2 separate regions of the Mus musculus genome follow, and region 1 is linked to region 2. The links are chromatin loops, found by intact Hi-C in ENCODE. Cell type or tissue: left cerebral cortex. All regions are shown on one strand. Links, peaks and the distances in the headings refer to the core of each region. The heading gives the core; the rest is flanking DNA.

What was found. Hi-C counts contacts between places; a loop is a spot of excess contacts. Peaks named below come from ENCODE experiments on the same cell type or tissue, not always from the same donor. Only the 100,000 strongest peaks of a DNase experiment are listed, where the experiment ranks them.
Region 1: a loop joins it to region 2, with 4 times the contacts of the local background. A loop is called at or near these places in 2 of 42 quality-filtered maps.

What each region holds. Positions count from the first base shown.
Region 1 is chr2:116,227,124-116,238,297 of GRCm38, forward strand. No RefSeq gene overlaps it. Among named protein-coding and RNA genes, the nearest start is that of 2810405F15Rik, 160 kb to the left of the region's middle. In left cerebral cortex, for the core only: no CTCF peak of the experiment used is centred there; a DNase peak (open chromatin) is centred at 5,874.
Region 2 is chr2:116,829,387-116,840,560 of GRCm38, forward strand. All of the region lies in intron 3 of Gm13990 (a long non-coding RNA gene), which reads right to left. Among named protein-coding and RNA genes, the nearest start is that of Gm13990, 44 kb to the right of the region's middle. In left cerebral cortex, for the core only: no CTCF peak of the experiment used is centred there; a DNase peak (open chromatin) is centred at 4,601.

The DNA of each region.
Region 1 (11,174 bases), core at 1,407-9,406, 600 kb before region 2:
AAAGATCTTTGGTACCCAAAACCAACATTTCTGAGTAGCATCACTATCTCCATGACTTCACTGATTGACATTCAAACCCTGGCCACCCAAAAACACGAGTTGCTCTCCCCTGATGGTAGCATCTTCTCTTCACCTCCAACTGTCACAGTTCATCTAATTTTGAGGATCACACCCCCCTGAGACACTTTCTCAGGCAGTCCCTTTTTTTCACTGAATGATGTTAATTGCTTATGTCTCTGTGTTTCCTCTCCAGAATTTTGAATTCCTCCCTGCTCCACTAAGTACCTAGTTCAGAACTACATGAGCAGGGTATTTTCAGATACAGCTCCTGGAAGCCTGCATCTGGGAGTCAGGCTTATTTCTGAGGTATCCCGAGGACACAGTCTAATGATCTGTTAGCTACACGACTTTAATCTGAAAAGAAGCACCCGAGACACAAGACTTTACAGACAAGAGGGTATGGCTCCTAAATCATCCACATCATTTATTTCAGGAGAGCTATGTTAAATATTGGTTGGGATAATGGATTATCTGCAAACATCTTTACTTTCATAGCTTTAAACTTTGTAACATTTATTATATGAATAGAAACAAAATGGATTGTAGGAATCACTGATGAATTAACTTCCAAAAATTAAAGAATGAAGTGTCAGTATGGTGCTGATAATGATGACTTCTGTTCTAGAAGACTCACCTCTGACAAAGTAATCGGGCCGATGAGGAAGAGAGTGTGCACATATAATCGATGTGAACTTGTTTGTAAATTCTAACTGATCCCATATGGTCAATAATAACTAAAGAAAAATGAGATTTACCAAACCCAGGTGATTTGACAAGGATTGGAATCAGCCTGAAAGACAGACTACATTTAAATCTCCAGGCTCAGGGTGAGATTACCTAAACAATATGTCCACCAAATGATTAGGCTACAAGCAGAAAGAGTTAGATCAAAGAAGTTCCCCAGTCATAGGCTAGAAGAAGTGATAAGGGTACCATTTCCTCATTTCAAAGCACTTCCTAGAAGTTGCAACTGTGGCTTCCTCTTGAATTATCACTGGGAAGAACTCAGACTCTTTAGGTTAAAGCTAATCTGGGACATGAAGACAACTGAATTTTGAGTATTTTGAGTAGCTTTATGCCTAATAGCTTAAGTACTGGCTATTTCACTGTAGAGAAATGATGGTCAAATAAAAATAGCCAACAACTGTACCATACAGTGAAAATGGAAACAATCAGGTGCCCATTAGTAGGTGCATCAATAAACCAACTATAATATATACATGACAGAACAGTGCTCTCAGCCTCAGTGAGGCAGGAAATACTCACTTATGTTACAATGTGGATGAACTCTAATTTTGCTAACTTAAAGGGGCCAGAAACAAAAAGGCCATGCTATGTGCTTTCTTTTATATGGAAATGGGCAAATTCATAGAAAGAAAGAAAGACTGTTCAGCATTATGGAATGGAATGTGAAGACAGTCATGGTTCATTTGCCTACCTGAAATGATACTCTCTCTTTCTCTAGAGATGAAGAAAATGCTGTTTTGTAAATGGATTGAGGTGGAATCCACAGTACTGTGACTATTATAACAGTCACTGGATTGTTATTTGAAATAACTAATTATATGCTATATGAATTTTACTTTTTAAAAAGGTTTCTTATTAGATATTTTCTTCATTTACATTTCAAATGCTATCCCGAAAGTCCCCTATACCCTCCTCCCACCCTGCTCCTCGACCCACCCACTCCCACTTCCTGGCCCTGGCTTTCCCCTGTACTGGAGAATATGATCTTCACAAGACCAAGGGCCTCTTCTCCCATTGATGGCCGACTAGGCCATCCTCTGCTACATATGCAGCTAGAGACACAGTTCTGTTGGGTACTGATTAGTTCATATTGTTGATCCTCCTATAGGGTTGCAGAGCCCTTCAGCTCCTTGGGTACTTTCTCTAGCTTCATTAGGGGCCCTGTGTTCCATCCAATAGATGACTGTGAGCATCCACTTCTGTATTTCCCAGGCACTGGCATAGCCTCACAAGAGACAGCTATATCAGGGTCCTTTCAGCAAAATCTTGCTGGCATATGCAATAGTGTTTGGGTTTGGTGGTGATATATGGAATGGATCTCTGGGAGGTGCAGTCTCTGGATGGTCCTTTCTTCCATCTCAGCTCCAAACTTTGTCTCTGTAACTCCTTCCATGGGTATTTTGTTCAAAGTTCTAAGAAGGAACAAAGTATCCACTCATTGGTCTTCCTTCTTGAGTTTTGAAAATTGTATCTTGGGTAGGCTGTTTCTGGGCTAGTATCTGCTTATCAGTGAGTGAATATCATGTGCATTCTTTTTTTTTTTTTTTTCAATCTTAAAACCTTTTCTTTTTTTTTTTATTTTTTTTCCATTTTTTATTAGGTATTTAACTCATTTACATTTCCAATGCTATACCAAAAGTCCCCCATATCCACCCACCCCCACTCCCCTGCCCACCCACTCCCCCTTTTTGGCCCTGGTGTTCCCCTGTACTGGGGCATATAAAGTTTGCAAGTCCAATGGGCCTCTCTTTCCAGTGATGGCCGACTAGGCCATCTTTTGATATATATGCAGCTAGAGTCAAGAGCTCCGGGGTACTGGTTAGTTCATAATGTTGTTCCACCTATAGGGTTGCAAATCCCTTTAGCTCCTTGGCTACTTTCTCTAGCTCCTCCATTGGGAGCCCTATGATCCATCCATTAGGTCATGTGCATTCTTTTGTGATTGGGTTACCTCATTCAGGATGATATTCTCTAGATCCATCCATTTGCCTAAGAATTTCATAAATTCATTGTTTATGAATTTTACTTCTAAAAGCAAAACTAAAGAGGAAAAAAAAGGAAGGCAGAAAACAGATTACCTACTCAGGACTTAGTGCCTAGAAGTAGCAGGAACTGAAACAGAATAGGAATGGGTGAATTATGTTCACAAAGCTGGGAAGAAGAAATCCAGACTCCTGTTCAAGGGAACAGGTTGATTATTTCTTCGAAATGTTAGTGCTACTATCAGAATATCAGAATTCTTCTTCTTCTTCTTCTTCTTCTTCTTCTTCTTCTTCTTCTTCTTCTTCTTCTTCTTCTTCTTCTTCTTCTTCTTCTTCTTCTTCTTTCTCCTTCCTCTTCCTATTCTTTCGTCTCTTCCTTTTCCTCCTCCTCCTCTTCCTCTTCTTCCTTCCTCTCCTTCTCCTTTTCTTCTGCTTCCTCTTCCTCCTTTTCCTTCCTTTTCCTCTTCTTCCTCTTCCTCTTTCTCCTTCTCTACTCCTCACTCCACCACCTCCTCCCTTTTTAAATGGCATCTGCCCATTTTTATTTTTTGTTTCTGCCTTTGCAATCTTTGCAATGCTTCTAGATACCAAGGCAAAACTGTATCTTCTAGATTGTCCTTCTTTGAATGCTTCCAGTTAGTCTTAGATGCTGACACAAGACCAGAATAAAATGGTGGTGGTGAAGCAGCAGTCAGATCTGTCTGCCATGATGGCTGTCACTGATAAGAGGTCTGCCCTTCCTGAGACTTCTATCAGCTTCTCAGGCTGCTCTGGCAGGTGTGGTAAAGACCCACCCACTCTCAGCAGGAAACTCATGGTTACCAGAGAAAGGAGCTATGAGAACTGACACTGGTCTCAGGCTGCCCTTGTAAGTCCCACATCATGTGTGTGAATTATAGTTACAGTTGCTTCACTTACTCAAAATCCATTTTCCTTTCCCATGTCCTGCCTCTATCTCCAGCATCAGATACAAGCAAAACAGTTTCAGAGAACAGATTCAGCTCTCAGACCCACATCCAGCCAAATCCCCAAAGAAATTCCTCTCACCCATGCTACACCACTCTAAGTTTTCTGACTGAATCTTGACCCATACACTACCCATTAATCTCTTTCTCATTTATTGTTTTACTTAAAAAAAAACCCAATAAACAAATTAAATGAATGAATATTATAAAAACTATTAACCGGGTGGTGGTGGTGCATGCCTTTAATCCCAGCAGTTGGGAGGCAGAGGCAGGTGGATTTCTAAGTTCGAGGCCAGCCTGGTCTGCAAAGTGAGGTCTAGGACAGCCAGGGCTACACAGAGAAACCCTGTCTCGAAAAACCAAAAAAAAAAAAAAAAAAAAAAAAAAAAACCAACCAATCAACCAACCAAACAACCCCCCCAAAAAACAAAAATACAAACAAAACCCCACAAAACTATTTACTGAAAAGGCATGCTCTAAAGAGTATAAAAGATATTTTATGACTGCAAGAATTTAATATATATGACATATATATGTTATGTATTATATTGTTTAAAAATACCATGGGAATGATAATACATATTTCACAAGAGTAATTTTATGGTAATGGAGAAGGTGGATACTTGAACAAAAGAATGAGTTATTTTTGTGTTTCTGTCTGGTAATATGTTCATAGTTTGATTTACCTTCTCTTATATATCCTTCTTAACTAGACAATTTACTTTTATTCAGTTAAAATTATATCTGTCCATTGACCACAGCAGTGACCAATATTTGAATGTTCAAAGTCAGAGTAGAAAAAGAATCTCCAGGGCATCATAACCAGCAGAATCTCATACACGTATTCACAAAGATTAAACGAATTTTCACAATGATTTTATTTGTCATGTCTTAAAATAAGAATGATCTGGATGCTTAAAATGAATAAAAGTAGTATGATATATTCACACAGTAGAATTCTATTTGGAAATTGTAATGAAACGCCATAATTACACACAGCAACATGTTAAAAATCCTTTTAAAATGTTGAGTACAAGAATGCAGACATCTAATAATCTACACTATATATTGCACTCATCCAAAGGATGAGTGAAACCAATTTACAAATGGTTATGAACGAGATGGGGGACTTGACAAGGGCCCTAGAGTGAGCTGTAGACTGAGTGCACATTGTGCTCCATTAGTAAGATTCAGTGACATGTGAGGCTTGTAATGTGTGAGAGTATGAATTCATTCATTCTGTGAATGCAAATTACTTCTCAAAATATTAAAACATAATAAAGATGAAATACAGATTCATCTGTCAAAACAGAATTACGTAAATAAGAAGTTGATATTTTCCCAGGTGTTACATGTGACTAATTCAAATTTTTAATTACTTCTTGTTTTCCTATAACAGTATCACTTAACAAATCAACCATTATTGCGTTAGTTCATTGATGACACATTTTCTAATATAAATAATTTACATTTATTTTATTTGAGTTCAGCATTGACTTGTAGATAATCTTGCCATTTACCAGAGTTGCTATTACAGCCACATATGTATATTACATTTTTTTTTCTGAAGGAGACATGTGATAAAACAGAAGGGGGAATGTGAAAAGCCATCCCTTAGAATAAAGACAGACTTAGCTATGGGTAGGATAATACTAAAGTAAATATTGGCTGCTAAATATTTTTATATGTAGAACATTCATGAATGAAGTACATGTTTCTATCCTCTAATATTTATAAATATCTATATATTTATATTCCTTTGGACAGAGGGATTGATGGTATTCGGACACCATTAGGCAGATTTCTCAGTAACTTGGTAAGGACCCTGAGCTCCTCCTTGGGTGGAGCACATCTCACCTAATTACTCTCAGATGAAAGTTTTGAAACTAAAAACTGCAGCTGTTATTTTTCCCTCTGACTTTATTAGAACATTAGAGTAACGATCAGGAAGAATTATGCCCATGAAAATACTTTAACCTTCTGAAGAACTACTTCTGAACTACAGCAGACTGGATTTCACTTTCTTTTGGTACTGTAGTGAGTTTGGTAGAATTATGTGCACATTTCTTCTTGAAATTGTGGGTGGCACCTAGTTAAAGTTAGATTCCCCCACCTAACAGGCACACATGAGAAGTTGACTAATTGTTTTCATGAGACAACCAACTAGTCCCATCTTATTTTTTCCAGCTTGACATTTGCAGGTTTTTTTTTTTTATGCTAGCATATTTCAAGACACAGATTTAGAATGTAAGCACTTATTCCTATCTTAGTACATTAAATAAGAACATATATTGGTTGGTGAGAAAAATGGTGTGCATGATATTTGCCCAATCAAAAAGTACTTTGATAATTTTAACTATTGTTTTCAATGAAATATAAGACTGTGATTTGTCACACTAGAAAGAATTGACCACCAATATTAATTATTAAATCCTTAGCTTGGTGCTTATAATTCTTTTTGATGATAAAATATTTATCAAGCTTAAAAATGAGCAATAACTTAAATAAAACTGAATGTTCACTGTGATGACTAGGGTTAAGAACTATGGAGTACTCAAAATTATATTTTAGTAGTAACAAGAAGACATGTACATATATAACAAAGGGAAAACAAAGTAGAAAAATACATTTAATATCAGAAGCACAAAGCATAAGAGGTCTGATTCTTCAACAGGAGAAATTGTCTCTTCCATTGGTATCAATGGAGTCAGAATTCATAGAAAAAGTAGGTAAATTATGTATCAAATACACACTGAGCATGATTTAAACCCTTTTTCACTGTTTTCCACTTAAATCTATTGCAATAGTGGAATAAATATATATACACATGCTTACACACACAAATGTGCATACTCACGTGCACATACACACATACAAGTGCACATACATTTCTATTTATAAAAATAAATAGAAGGCTTTGTGGCTTGCACCCACAATCAGCATTTGGGAGGCTGATGTAGGAAGATTGCCTTGATTTGAAGACCAGCCTGGGTACGTAGTTCCAGGGCACCATGGGCTAGAGTGACACACCCTTAAAACACAAACAAATGAAGAGTCAAACAAATGTGACTATTTAGTCATTTGATGCAATATGGAAGCAAGTCTAGGAATGAGAAATGAGAGATGGAAGATAGTTTTCTGGAGGCTGGACTTTCACCACCCTCTTCAGGAAGAGAACTAAAAATGTAGGATATTTAAGAGGTGAGGAGCTAGAAAGGACTTGAGATGGGTGTGACAATATTCTATTTGAAGCAACTACGTTGACTAAGGGCACAAAAGGGTTCACTTAAAAAAAAACCCACAGGCCCCCAATGGAGGAGCTAGAGAAAGTATCCAAGGAGCTAAAGAGATCTGCAACCCTATAGGTGGAACAACAATATGAACTAACCAGTACCCCAGAGCTCTTGACTCTAGCTGCATATGTATCAAAAGATGGCCTAGTAGGCCATTACTGGAAAGAGAGGCCCATTGGACAGGCAAACTTTATATGCCCCAGTACAGGGGAACACCAGGGCCAAAAAGTGGGAATGGGTGGGTAGGGGAGTGGGGGGGAGGGTATGGGGGACTTTTGGGATAGCATTGGAAATGTAATTGAGGAAAATATGTAATAAAAAAAACCAACAGAATAATGACCTTGAATTATGTATTACACAGAAGTGAAGTTCTTGTTAGTTATCACAAATTCCCTAAGCTAGTAGGGCAAGAACTGCTTCTGAACTCTGTTTCTTGTATAACATCCCGGTAGAGCCAGGCATGACATTCTCTTAAAGAGAGACTTGAAGCACATGGACAGGAAATAGTCACAGATCACCCACAAGATACAGAGCACACAATGACATATGGAAAATGATATTGCAGAGACCCAGGAAGTTCCTACCATCATGGGAGGATTTTCACATAAGAAATAAAAATAATATGTACCAACAAAAGTTTGTACCCCCATTTGGCATGTTTAAAATATGAGATGAAAAGCATTCATGACAAACACATATGCTCCCTTTGTCTCTGTATTCTGTTTTCTGATAAAGGAGAGAGAGAGAGAGAATTCAGTAAACTCATGGTAGTATATGCGTGTAATTCCAGAACTTGGAAAGCTAACACAGGAGAATCACAGATACAATGTAAGTACCATCTACACAAGGACAGTCTATCTCCTAAAATCAACAAATTAGTTTACTATATAGGGGTGAGGAACAGGCATCTAGCTTCATCTGCATATTCAGACTAGATTTTCTCAGCATCACTTGCTGAAAAGATTGTCCTTTCTCCAATTCATGTTAGTCAGTTTTAACGTTTTCTTGCTGGAGGTATTAGAATTTTTCTACATGTACGGTAAGGTAATTGATGGCCTCTATTTCTCTTTCTTGTCTAAGCTCTGACTACAACTTCCAGATCTATGCTAAATAAAAGAGGTGAGAGTGGGACGTTTCATCTTATTCCAGATATTCTAGAAGGAAGCCTTCTTAACTTTTCTTATTGATTCTATGTATCATTAGCTATGTGTATGTGTGTGTGTGTGTGTTTGAAATATAAATAAAAATTTAGTAAAATATGACCCCACTCCAATAAAATTGCTATTTTCAAATAAACTAAATATGAAAAATACAGGCAAACACAGAGAAATGAGAACCCTTTCTGCTGTTGATGACCTATTGTAGACGAAATTATGATCCAGAAAACATACTATCAAAGGAAATAAAATAGAAGCAAACTAATTTTACAAACTGGTCCATGAGTTAAAAGTATGTGTGGATATACACAGTGAGATAAAGTTTGGCTCTCAAAGGAAGAGGTTCTGCTCTATGTAAAGACATAGATTGAAGGGAAATCTTTATATTTAGTGTAGTGAGTAGATACAAGCACAAGTACAGCATGATCTAACTCCTACACAGATACAGGAACTCTTGTTCTTATTTTTTTATTATTTATTCTTCAGAGCTTCATAAAGATAGCTTATTTCATGTATACATATACTTGAACTATATATTAATTCACACACACTCTGTTTTCTTTTTGTTACCTCTTTCTTCCTCTAATTGATTTCTTTCCTTCCCAGTCTCTCTCTGCCTCCTGCTTTCATGTTCTATCTAACATCTATCTATCTATCTATCTATCTATCTATCTATCTATCTATCTATCTATCTATCTATCTATCTATCTATCCATCCATCCATCCATCCATCCATCCATCCATCCATCCATCTATCTATCTATCTATCTATCTATCTATCTATCTATCTATCTATCTATCAATCATCTATGTATTTATCTATCATGTATGTGTGTGTGTGTGTATGTATGTATGTATGTATGTATGTATGTATGTATGTATCTAATCATCTGTCATTGGCCTATCTAAAATTTAGCATCCAGAAATGAAATTGGCAATACTTATCCTTCTGAGTCTCCCTTATTTTGCATTGCTGTAACTCTGAGAGCTAATTACACCCCTCACACTGTGAAGACTTTCCTGTTGTCCACTGACAAGGATGATGTCAAGATATTATGTCCATTCACACCACTAAGGAAAACTTTCCATTTCAAAATTCTTAATTTACTTTTAAATACTTATTTATTTTCAGACCAGGTTTTACTTTGTGGATCTGGCTGGTCTGAAACTTATAATATAGACCAGGCTGCCCTCCAACTTACTAGAGACCCTTCTGCTTCTGCCTGCGAAATGCTGGGATTAAAGGTGTGTGCTACCATGCTGGATTTAAGACCTAATTTAATAATACTTTAAAAATCTCTTTTATCATGTAAGGCAGCACCATGACATATTTGAATATTTTAACAAAGACATTTTGAGGGCTATTACTTTGTGTTTCATGTAAGTCAACATTAAGTAGGATCTTGACACATTTTTAAATAATAGAAATAAAACACTTTGTCTCTTTTTACTTTGCCAAGTAAACTTAAAGTCAAATAAATGAGTATTAAGTCTGTGTGGAGGATCCCATGATGAAGTGTGTTTTGATGTTCCCACAGCAGATGTATCACCCAGGGACACCCTCTTTGGAAACAGCAGGAGCCTCCTGCCTACTCTCTCTTCTGGCTTCAAATTTATCTTCCCACCAGCTGCCAGCTCTAAACTACAGTGAACATCTCAGTTTATGGTCCTTTCAAGCTAAAATCTGTTACACTGGTACAGAAATTGTAATACTTATGTGAATCAATAATTGTAATGTATGTGACACCATAAATTCATGGCATACCCAGAGAAGTGTACACACTGTTTCTGTGTTAGCCTATCCAGCAACAAATACAACATAGACCATTTGTATGACTGTCTAGGTATGTTTTCAATTTTCTATCTTTTATTAAAAAATAAAGAAACAATTTTGATGAAAAAATTAAAGGTTCTATGATATTTGTTGGCCCTGTAAAGATTTAAACAGAATATGTTTAATTGAAATAAGCTTCATGTAGAGTCATTAGAAAGTGGTATTTTATTGCATTGAGTTATGTTTTTGAAGTTGTGGAATACAAGTTTTCATCTTTCACAGTGAAAAGACATTCCTCATTTCTCAACATTGGAGAAACCTATGTCTCTCCACAGTCTAGAGAACTATCAAGTTCTACTGAGTCCTCTGGTGGAATACTGTGTACCCATTACCTGAGGACCTTAGCTAGAATGTCAGATACCCTGGGTCTCATGTTAGTGTTACCCACATGAGCAGTGACCTTAAAAAAATCACGCAACCTTTTAAATTTTCTTTCTGTCTCTTCTAGAGATATAACAGTTTATATTTATTGTTAACTTGGTACACCCGAGAAGAAAGAGTCTCACTTCAAAAACTGCCTCCATCAAATTAGCCCATGGGCATATCTATAGAGGCATTTTCATGATTTCTAATTGGTATAGAAGAATGTAGCTGATGCCATCCTTAGTCAGGGGGGGTGGGGTGGGGGCTGGGCTGTATGTGGAAGCTATCTGAACATGAACCAGGAAAGAAGACAGTAAGTAGCCTTCCTCTGTAAGTACTACTTCAAGTTCCTGCTTTGCTGGAGTTTCTGAACTGATTTTGCTCAAAGAAAGATTAACTTGTAACACATAATAAACCCTTTTCTACCCCAGTTGCCTTTGGTCACTGTGTTTATCACACAAGCAGAAAGCAAATCAGGGCAAGAGAGAAAATTAATTGTCTACCCATGGGCTTGTTGGGATGAGTCAGAGTCTATATTGCATAATGTTCAGAAGTTTGTACAAGGACTTTTTTTTTCTATTGCTTTTTATTTTCTTGGATTAAAGTGGGAATTTCTGCTTTCACTGGAGACTCAGTTGTGTCATGTGATGTTTTTGTGGAAGCAGACACATGAGAAAAGGTGTTGCTGAGCAGACACTTGAGAGGGTGTTTTGCTGAGAACACACACTGAGTTTTTCTGGAAGCTATGTGGTGAAAGGGTATGTAATGTTTTT
Region 2 (11,174 bases), core at 993-8,992:
GGGCTCTCTAGTATTTATACAGCACAGTCCATGGTGTAATCTTGCTCCTGAAGGTGGGGACAGAAGAAAATAAAGTGCCTGTTCTTGGAGGACATAATCCCAAATGTGTAAGATTGGATAACAGGATAAATCTGACTTCCATTCAAACTCTGTTCAAACGCTCCTGCCGCACCTCCTCCCCTGTGCTGTTCACATCCTGTACAGTGAGCTCATCTCCCTCATACCTCTAGCACCTACTGTGTGTTCAGACTCATCCAACCCATAGGGTTCTTCACTGACTCCATCTTCCCCACTCCCAGGTTCCCAACAATGCTCAACTTCTACATAGGAGTTTCTATAGCTCTAATTTCTTTCAAAATGGTACAGGGCCAGTCGATATCTATTGAGTCAGTAAAAGATACTAATAGCTGTCCATTATCCTTTATTATTTAAATAATAAATTATAGTTACCATACCACTAATTGACTATTGCCCCTTCTAGGCACAGATAGGCAATCCTTACTTAGCAACATTTTGATTGGTGATTTTTTTCTCAGCTTTACAACAGTGCAGGAGTTGTGGGCATTCTGCAGAAGCCACACTTTGAAGTAAACTTTGGTCTCTTCCCTGGTAAGCAAGATATGCCCATCTTCTTTCAGGAAGTAGAGGCTGCACACTGCAGCTTCCGGTCAACCAAGCAATCACAGGGTAAACAACTGGTACTCCACAGGGCTCTGTGTGGATGAGCTGTGTGAATGAGCTGTCTATTCAGCTAGGTTCATCATATTAAATGCATTTTCAACTTAGGACATTCTTGACTTATAAAAGGTTGGTTTATTGGGATGTAAGATGTGCATAAGGATCTGTGCACCCTTTGTTCAGCTCTGTGACAGTAGGGATAGACCCTGGAAGCTTTCTCTCTTACCAGAGGGTATATATGAGAGGACAGAGAGTACTGCTGGCTGCCCTAGAGTTCTTTCTGTTGCTGTAAAGGAAAAAAGAATCATGACCAAAAAGCAACTGTTAGAGGAAAGGGTTTATTTCGCCATCATAAAATGAAAACAAGGTAAGAGCTTAAAGCTTTAAAAAACACTTAAAGTGTCCCATGGAGGAACACTGCTTACAAGCTCCCTCTCTAGCTCTTGTTCAGCTCGTTCTCTTAAATAACCCAGGATGCCCTGCCTGGGGATGGTACCACCCACAGTGGGTGGTGCCCTCCTTCATCAATTGGCAATCAAGAAAATGCCTCATAGACACACCTACAGGCCATCTCCTAACTGAGACTCCCTCAGATAAGTCTGGACTGACACATTGACAACTGAAGCTACCTAGGAGAAGAGCCAATACCTAGGAGACTTGCTACATCATTTTCTTCTTTTTCCACCTTACAGTGACTAGCTGGTGGCTTCTTAAACCAATGTGTAAGGGCACAGAAGTATACAACCTCTAGTAAGCCCCATAGTCACCCAGCCAGGTGGCTTAAAATAAACATTCCATGATACTGTTTCTAGCCAACCAGGGGCTCAACAAATAAAGCTATCCAATGGCCAGAGAGGGTCTCACAAACCCAGACACTGATGCTTCTAAAGGGCTACAAGATTCAGGCACTGAGCAAAAGGCTAACTGCGCCTTCCCTGAGCTTAGAGAGGGGTTTATATAAACTGAGAAAATTAAATAAAAAATTAAACATAATATTATTTTTATTGGTTATTTTATTTATTTACATTTCAAATGTTACCCCCCCTTCCCAGCTTCCCCTCTGCAAACCTCCTATTTTATCCCCCATCCCCCTGCTTCTATGAGGGTGCTCCCCCACCCACCCACCCACTCCTGCCTCACTACCCTAGCATTCCCCTATGCTAGGGCATTGAGCATTCACAGGACCAAGGGCCTCCGCTCCTGTTGAATTATAATATGACAATATTAATAAAACAGCACCATTGATAGTCAGAAAATGTAATGTGAATTTTAAGTGAATATTTTTGGTAATATAAAAACAAAACAAAATCAAAACTATGTAGTAATCACTGGGAAGATTTCTATAGTGTGGAGTTGCTATCACACAGGCTCCTGTAGTTTGTATTGTCATTTCCTTCAAAGCAGAGCTAGTATTTCAACAAGATGATTCCCACCTAGTGTGTGATAAGAAAATATTGATTGAAGAAAAGGCATGCCAAATAGCGCTGACGTCTTAGTGAGATGGGAATCTTCCAATGTTTAGTCTCCTAACTATTTTTCATAACTTTTATTAATTTTCTTACTTGGCAATATAATACTTGTACATAACGGACTCGGGTTACTTCTACCCGCATCTTCCCCTACCCCACCCTCACCTGCATCACTACCTCCTCCTTAGAAGTCTGTTTCTCACATTCTTGTCCTGTGATTCACTGAGTTTCCCCTGGGCCATCTGTGTGACCACAGGTTTCAAACTCTTCACTGGAGCCTGAGAGACTCACCTGTGGTTACACAAGTGAAAATAGTAACTGCCTCTCTCTCTCTCTCTCTCTCTCTCTCTCTCTCTCTCTCTCTCTCTCTCTCTCTCTCTCAGTCTCAGTCTCCTCCATTATCAAATAGTCAGGGTGGGGTGTGTCCCTCTGAGACGGCCCTGGTCTATGATTGGCTGATGGCAGCACCCTTTGTACTAGAAGCTGCAGCCTCTGTGGTGAGATCTTGATTGCTGTGGCTGTGCACTTCCGCGTCCTCCTCATCTTTCGACTCCTATATTCTTTCTGCCCCGTCTTCCATAATGTTCCCTGTGTGTCTTCGAGGCGGTAATATGGTGTCCTATTTGGAGCTGAGCATGCAGCTGTCACTTACAGTCAGCACACCGGGCAACCATGAGTCTTTAAAACCGCCCAGTTTATTGCAAACGGAAACATCTCCCGTTAAGGCTGAGAATAGTAACATTTGTTTATGAGTATAAACATAAATATTTAAAAAGCCATTTGGTGCTGTGTCTCTTTAGCTAAATGTCTAGGAAGTTCCTCTGCAGGCCTAAGACCCCTTGCCATGAGTTTTTGGCTAGATTTACTATAGCATGTACGAATTCCCACTTGTAGAGAGGGTTCAAAGCCTATCAGAGAGAACGGCTGGTTACCACCATCAAACTCCTTCCATTACTACACCAGTGGATGTAGATTGGTACTGTAGTTCACAGGGTTCACAGCCAGGTAAGTGAGTTGATAGCTTTTCTCTTCCAATAACCTGTAGAGCACCTTTAACACTGTGAAAATTAGGCAGCTGGAAAGAAGTTTCCATCTCAGTTCCAGCGTGATTTCTCTATATCTTGTAACAAAAGTATGTGGGGTAGAGTCCTAGCTACTCGTTCTAGAAGATGATCAAGAGGAAAGAAGGAACAGTGTTGTTTTGGAGCCTTTGGAGCTTCTCTGAGCAACAACTCATAAAGAGGAAATTTGTTTAATAACTCATGGGTTTTAAAGGAGCAGAGTCATCCCAGCCCTACAGGACATCTCTCTTCTAATTCTTTGTCTTTTTTTTTTAACATATTTTCTTTTTGTGAGATTTACATTTATTTTTGAGAATGTGTGTGTGTGTGTGTGTGTGTGTGTGTGTGTGTGTGTGTGTGTGTGTGTGTGTTATGACTGTTATGACTCACCTGACATTCATTCAAGGAACTTAACTGAGAGTTTGTGCAAGAACAAAAGAACTACTCAGCCATCTCTCCAGTCCTTTAGCTTATACTTTGAATTGGCTTTCAGAGAAGTAGATTTCCATGTGGCTTTTTCAGAGCCGTTTTGTTTAGTTAACTCTCCCCACAGTTCCCTCACCCATCTACCCTATTCCCAATCCTCACTGTTACTTGACCCTTTCCTCCTCAGTGTTCCCCTATTTTCAAATAGCCTTGATTCTGTTATCTTTTCTCCCTCCAGGTATTTCCCCACCCCAACCCCAGCAGGCCCTTTCTGGTTTCCTGGATTCCATGGGTACACTAAGTTAAAAGCACAAATCTCAAAGTTTAACCAGTATCCATATATGAGATAGAACATATGGTACTTTGCTTCTGAGCCTGGATTACCTCATTCAGTCTATTTTGTTTTCCAATTTCATTTATTTAATTCCAAATTTATGCAACTCATTTTTCTTTATAGCTGAATAAAATTACATCATGAATATGAACCATATTGCCATCACCAGTCACTAGTTGAGGGACATCTAGGATGATCCCTTCTTAAGTGTTGTGAATAGAGTAGTAATGAGAATAAATGAACAAATACCTTATGGTAGGATATGGAGTCCTTTGGGTATATGCCCAGGAGCAATGTTGAATGAGAATGGTACCCAGAGGCTCACATATCTGAATTTGTGGTCCCAATTGATGGGACTGTTAGGAAGGGACCTGTTGGTTTCAAAAGTCTTCCTATTTTCAGTTATCTCTCTGTGTCTCTCAGCTATTGCCCCATCACCATGTCTGCCTGTATGCTGCCACACTGCCCACCATGATGGGCATGGACTCTAACCCTCTGAAACTATAAGCACCCAAATTAAACACTTTCTTTTATAAGTTGTCTTGATCACAGAGTCTTATTACAATATTTGAAAAGTAACTGAGACAGGTGGTATAGCTGGCTCATATGGGGAGTTCTATTCTGAGATTTTTTTTTAGGAACCTCCACACTGATTTCCATAGAGGCCGCACCAGTTTACACTCCCACCAATGGTGAATCAGAGTTGTTCTTTGCCCACAGCCTCAGGAGCACTTGTTGTCTGTTTATTTCTTGATGATAGTTGGTGTAAGATAGAAAACTGAAAGTGATTTTAATTCACATTTCCCTGATGGTGATGAATATTGAACATTTTTTTAAGTGTTTACTAGCCATTTGAATTTCTTCTTCCAAGAATCTCTATTTTGCTCAATAGCCCATTTTTAATTGGGTTCATTTTTGTCTTTATGCTGTGTTTTTTAGTTCTATCTACATTCTAAAAGTTAATTCTCTGTTTGGTGTTAAAGCTGATAAAGACTTTCTCCCATTCTGAAGGGTGTCTCCTCATTAGGTTTACTGTTTTCTTTGCTTTACAGAGTTTTGGTTTCTTAGGTCTCAGATGGCCTCAAGAAACCCAAGTTTCTACACAGGATGTCCTACTCCTGTGTCTTGAATCGTACCCCATATGCCATATCAGAGTCTAAAGCTTAACGTTGAGGTCTTTAATTCATTTGAGGTTGATTGTTGTTGAGCAATCTAAGTTTGTTCTTTGGCATGTAGATATCCAGTTTTCCCAGTACCTTTTGTTTAATATGTTATCCCCTCTATGTGTTTTCTGCATCTTTCACAAAAAATCAGGTGACAGTAATTTCATGGAATTAAATACAATGATTTACATGTCTTCTTTTGTGCCAGTGGCATGCTGTTCTTATTACTATAGCCCTATAGTATAACTTTAGATTGGGTGTGGTAATGCTTCCAGCATTACGCCCTTTGCTCAGGATTCCCTTGACTACACAGTGTCGTTTATACTTCCATATAAACTTTAAGGTTGTTTCTTGTGTTTCTGTAAAGAACAGCATGAAACTTTTGACTGGGATTACATTAAGTATGGAAATTAGCTCAATAATCATGAGTTATGCCCCTAGTATGAATAATTAATTATTCTATCTATCTCATAGTATGATTTCAGGTGTGATCATCTTCCAAGGGGTGGTTTCTTGCTCAGAAAAATTGGTGTGGCCCTAACTAGAATGTTAGGACTACACCCAGAACAGAGATTTATTCTCTTGACAAGAAAGAATTTTTTTCTCAACAGGCCTTCATGGCTACTTTAACATTCTATCTCCTTAAAAACCCACAATCTCTTAAGAACCCAACTAAGTGGAATACAAGTTTTCAAAGTATAGCCTTATGATTTTTCTGAATTTCCTTGTTATCTGTTGTGATGTCTCTTATTTGTCTCTAATCTTGTTAATTTGGGCTGTCTGCCTTTCTTCTGGTTAACTATCTTTTCAAAGAACAAACTATTGATTCTTTGTATTAGTTTTTAAAGTTGGCTTCCACTTCATTGAGCTCTGCTTTGGTTTTGATTATTTCTTCCAATCTACAGCTTTTAGACTTTGTTTTTGTTTTTCCAAAATCTTGGGGGACACCATTAAGTTATTTGTTTGTGGTCTTTCTTATTATTTAGTGTAGGCACTTAGAGGTATAATTTTGCCTCTTGGGACTGCCATCATTGTTTCCAAGAGATTTGTGCATGTTGTGTCTTCATTTTCATTTAACTCTAGCAGTTGTTATTTCCTTCTTGATTTCTTCAATGAGACATTCTTCATTCACTAGAGTTTTGTTTGATCTCAGTGAGTTTGTTTATGAGACATTCTTCATTCACTAGAGTTTTATTTGATCTCAGTGAGCTTGTTTATGTTGTGGCTTTTTTTTTTTTCTTCTGTGAACCCAAGCTTCATTCTAGTGTGGTCAGGAAGAATACATGTAGTAATTTCAGTTTTCGTAAATTTGTTGAGGTTTGCTTTGTGTTCTAGTATGTGGTCCATTTTAGAGACACTTTCATGGGAAACTGAAAAGAATGTGCATTCTGTAACTGTAGAGTGGAATATATATTCTGTAGATGCTTCCCAGGGCCTCTTGGTTAATAATAACCACTTCACTCTGATATTTCTTTGATTTTTGTTTGTTTGTTTGTTTGTTATTTTATTTGTTTGTTTGCTTGTTTGTTTTGTCTAGATGGTATGCCCATTGGGGAAAGTGGAGTCTTTAAACCACCCACAATTACTGTATTGGGTTAATCTGTGGCTTACTCTCTATTAATATTTGTTTTTACGGGATTGGATGCTCCTGAGTTTGATATGTGTATGTTGAGAATTGTATGTTTTCTTGGAGGGTCCTTAACAATGGAAGAAACAGAAAGTCTACTTATCCTATGAGACACTGCAGTACAATGAACACAGAGTCAGAAGAACTAGACGCTCTTTGTCAGTTATTGGCAGTATAGTCATACACTGACTTTCCCAGCAAAGTCTTATTTGTGCCGTTGATCTGGCATACTAAATGATGCTTGCATTTACTCTCAAAACTATTCACACTGAGGATCAAATTATAGGGTCCCCTGGTAATATCTAACCTTAAAATTCCATTTTAGGTTGGTGAAGCCCTGTTTCCTCAATTACAGATCTGAGGACAAAACTATGAGAATATACACTGAGTTTCATAAGCATTCTATATATGTTAGGCATTGTTATCATTATATTATCAGAAATGTGAGTCAATAAAGTGTCAGCTACTAAAGTGTTCTTTCTTTTCAAACAGCATTGCTCACTTTTTTTTTTTTTTAGATTTATTTATTCTTTTTAAATTAGGTATTTTCCTCATTTACATTTTCAATGCTATCCCAAAGGTCCCCCATACCCACCCACCCCCAATCCCCTACCCACCCACTCCCCCTTTTTGGCCCTGGCGTTCCCCTGTACTGGGGCATATAAAGTTTGCAAGTCCAATGGGCCTCTCTTTGCAGTGATGGCCGACTAGGCCATCTTTTGATACATATGCAGCTAAAGACAAGAGCTCCCGGGTACTGGTTAGTTCATATTGTTGTTCCACCTATAGGGTTGCAGTTCCCTATAGCTCCTTGGGTAATTTCTCTAGCTCCTCCATTAGGGGCCGTGTGACCCATCCAATAGCTGACTGTGATCATCCACTTCTGTGTTTGCTAGGCCCCGGCATAGTCTCACAAGAGAGAGCTATAACTGGGTCCTTTCAGCGAAATCTTGCTAGTGTATGCAATGGTGTCAGCATTTGGAAGCTGATTATGGGATGGATCCCTGCATATGGCAGTCACTAGATGGTCCATCCTTTCGTCACAGCTCCAAATTTTGTCTCTGTAACTCCTTCTATGGGTGTTTTGTTCCCATTTCTAAGAAAGGGTAAAGTGTCCACACTTCGTTCTTCTTGAATTTCATGCGTTTGGCAATTTGTATCTTATATCTTGGGTATCCTAAGTTTCTGGGCTAATATCCACTTATCAGTGAGTACATATTGTGCAAGTTCCTTTGTGATTGGGTTACTTCACTCAGGATGATACCCTCCAGGTCCATCCATTTGCCTAGGAATTTCATAAATTCATTTTTTTAATAGCTGAGTAGTATTCCATTGTGTAAATGTACCACATTTTCTGTATCCATTCCTCTGTTGAGGGGCATCTGGGTTCTTTCCAGCTTCTGGCTATTATAAACAAGGCTGCTATGAACATAGTGGAGCATGTGTTCTTCTTACCGGTTGGGACATCTTCTGGATATATGCCCAGGAGAGGTATTGCGGGATCCTCCGGTAGTACTATGTCCAATTTTCTATTGTTGGTGGGATTGCAAGCTTGTACAACCACTCTGGAAATCAGTCTGGCAGTTCCTCAGAAAATTGCTCACTTTTTACTTCTTTCATTCATTAAACCGATGTTTGAGAGACTATGGCTGTGTGTCAGAGGCTGTGCTTAGCACGGGGGACTAAGATGAATGAGACAAAATGCCATTAGAAAAGGCTGAAAGACCAGTTCTGTTTTGGATGTGTAACTGGAAGATGACTAAGAGGCAGAAAAGCAGAGCTCACAGATCATCGCACAACTCAATTTGGTTGGAGGCTAAAGCTCCCACAGCCTAGCTTTCACCAGACTGGCCACTTCATTGTTTTGTCTTTACAGGATTAGTAGCAATTCTTAGGGAGTCCTTGATCTTACCTCAGATCTCTCCTAGTCCTTCCTGGCCCCTACGCAGGATTGCCCTTAAAGGCAAAACAAAATAGTAAGCCTAATCCTTGCAATCACTTGGTGCTGGTCAGTCATGTTTATACAAGTCCCACAAACCAACCTCCAGGATGTCACTTTAAAGCTTAATGGCCCTATCTTCGGAACTTTATACGAGCTGCCACAGTCCATAGACTTCAAAACAATACAACATCCTCAACTAAGAGACAGGAAAGGGACATTGATGGGAACCAAAGGAAAGAGAAAATCCTCTCCCAGTCAAACGTCCAAACAAATCACAGCAGAGCCGAGTTTTGGCAAAGGGTCTCACAGGGGTACATTTTCAGGGTGAGCATAAATATCATTCCTTTCTCTGCTGAGTTTTTCTTTGTCCATCAAAACAGCAGCTCCTCTTCACATTAAAATATTGATTTTAAACAAATCCACCAGGAAACAAAAATAAGAATTTGCTAATATTAGGTCCACACATACCAATGTGAACACAAGTCTTTAGTTAGAAAAGACCAGAGAGGACTACATCCAAGCCCTGTTTAACTGCACCTAACTTCTCTATGGAAGTTGGAAAGGACCTGGACAAACCTCAGCCAAACGCCTGCTCCAATGCCCTCCAACAGAAATCAGAAAGCTCCAAGTGCCCTCTTTTGGTCAGCATAGCAAACTGCAAGCTCCTTCTATTGTAGGTGGAGCCCTCTTGGAAAAAAAAGGAATGTGTTTACAACAAAGCCCTTTGCTTAAGAGCAAACCACAGCGATGACCAGACAAATGGAAGTTGCCTCTAGTCAAAGCACTCCCGCTTTCTGAAAGCCTCATTAAATGAGTTTCATTATACATCTCTCATGCCCAGTTGGCAACAAGGCTCATTCTTAAGCCTCCCAAGCAGAACACTGGATTTTAATAGCCTTTCGTCTGAAAGCACATGAAGCTCTGTCTTAGAAGCTGCCTCCAAGGGCAGGTTGTGGCCACTAGTTATTGTTCTCTCCTCTCTGCATTTAGCGTGGACTTCATTCCTTCCCGTGCTGTGGTTAGCTATTCCGGAACTCTTGTTCAGTCTCATGTACCTTCTTTGTAACCCACCACAGGACCTACTTGTGGCAAGGGCTCTATAGCGACTGAAAGAACATGAGATGCCAAAGAAGTCATTTGAAATATCCTCCTCTATCGTCTTAGGATTGCTCGTCTTCTTTCCGTCTGTTTTGTTCCGATTCGCTGGTAAGCTTTTCAGGCTTCCTTGGTAGGATCTCTCCACTTTAAGAATGGCAAGAAGAATTGGATAGGGTAGCATGCACTTTTCAACGTCAAGGACAAAGCTGAAACCCCTTTTTGCTACATCTTAATTAGGTTTCGGTTGCCATGATAAACACAAAGACCAGAGGCAACTTGGGGAGAAAAGAGTTTATTTTCCTAGTACATAGTATACTCTGTCATGGAGGGACAGAGCAGGGACTCAGGCAGGCACCAGAGAATGCCTCATGCTGCTTACTGGCCCGCACTCCACGGCTTGCTTGGCTTGTATACTATACAACCTGGGACCACCTACCCAAGGGTGCCACTTTCCAAAGTGGGCTGGGGCCTCCAATGTCAATCTTTGATCAAGAAAATGCTCCACCTTTGTCTAGGACTCTGCTGTCTGCATTTGGACCCTGTCCTCTGTCTGATTACCTTGTCTAGCCTCAATAGGAGAGGGGGGTGCCTAGTCTTACTGCAATTCAATACGTCATGCATGGTTTTATCCATAGGAGGCCTGCCCTTTCCTGAAGAAAAATGGAGGTAGAAGAGGTTGGGCAGGTGGAGCTGGGAGGAAAGAAGGGAGGAGAAACTGAGGTCAAGATGTATAATTAATTAATTAAAAGAAATGCAAACTTTTTGGGGAAATTAATAAATGTGTATATGAATCTGCTGAGAGAGAGAGATCCACAAACTTATCCACATGTCAATCTGATTGTGGCATTTTTCTCAACTGACATTCCTCTTCCCAGATCAACTTGTGACCAGTTGACAAAAGCCAACCAGGACAGCTAGGTTTCTGCCTTAAGGAATAAATAATTAGCAGTAGATACACAGTTGTGACCCTCAACCTTCTACCACATCAAAGAGCTATGCAGTGGTTTCTGTTCAGGTAACAAATTCAAAATCCACTAAGACAAAACTAAATACAAGATTGTCGTTTATCTGCTGCCTTCGAGAGGCAGCCTGGAGCCACTTTAACATATCTTGAGCGGTATTCCTAAATTAAATATTGTGATGCCTGGCTATCAGTTTTACGATTCCAGCTACTGATGCGCTGCAAACGCACAGTAACATCTCTTAAGTGTGGCACAGTCTTCAGACATTATGCCATGTCTTTCCTGAGAGTTTCTGAAATCATAGAGTGGAGGGAGCACACCACACAGCCTGGGAGGTCTACCCAAATAGCCATATTACGTAGTATTGGCAGTTTACACTTTATTGGTGATTCCTGATAGAGGGTTGAAGATTTA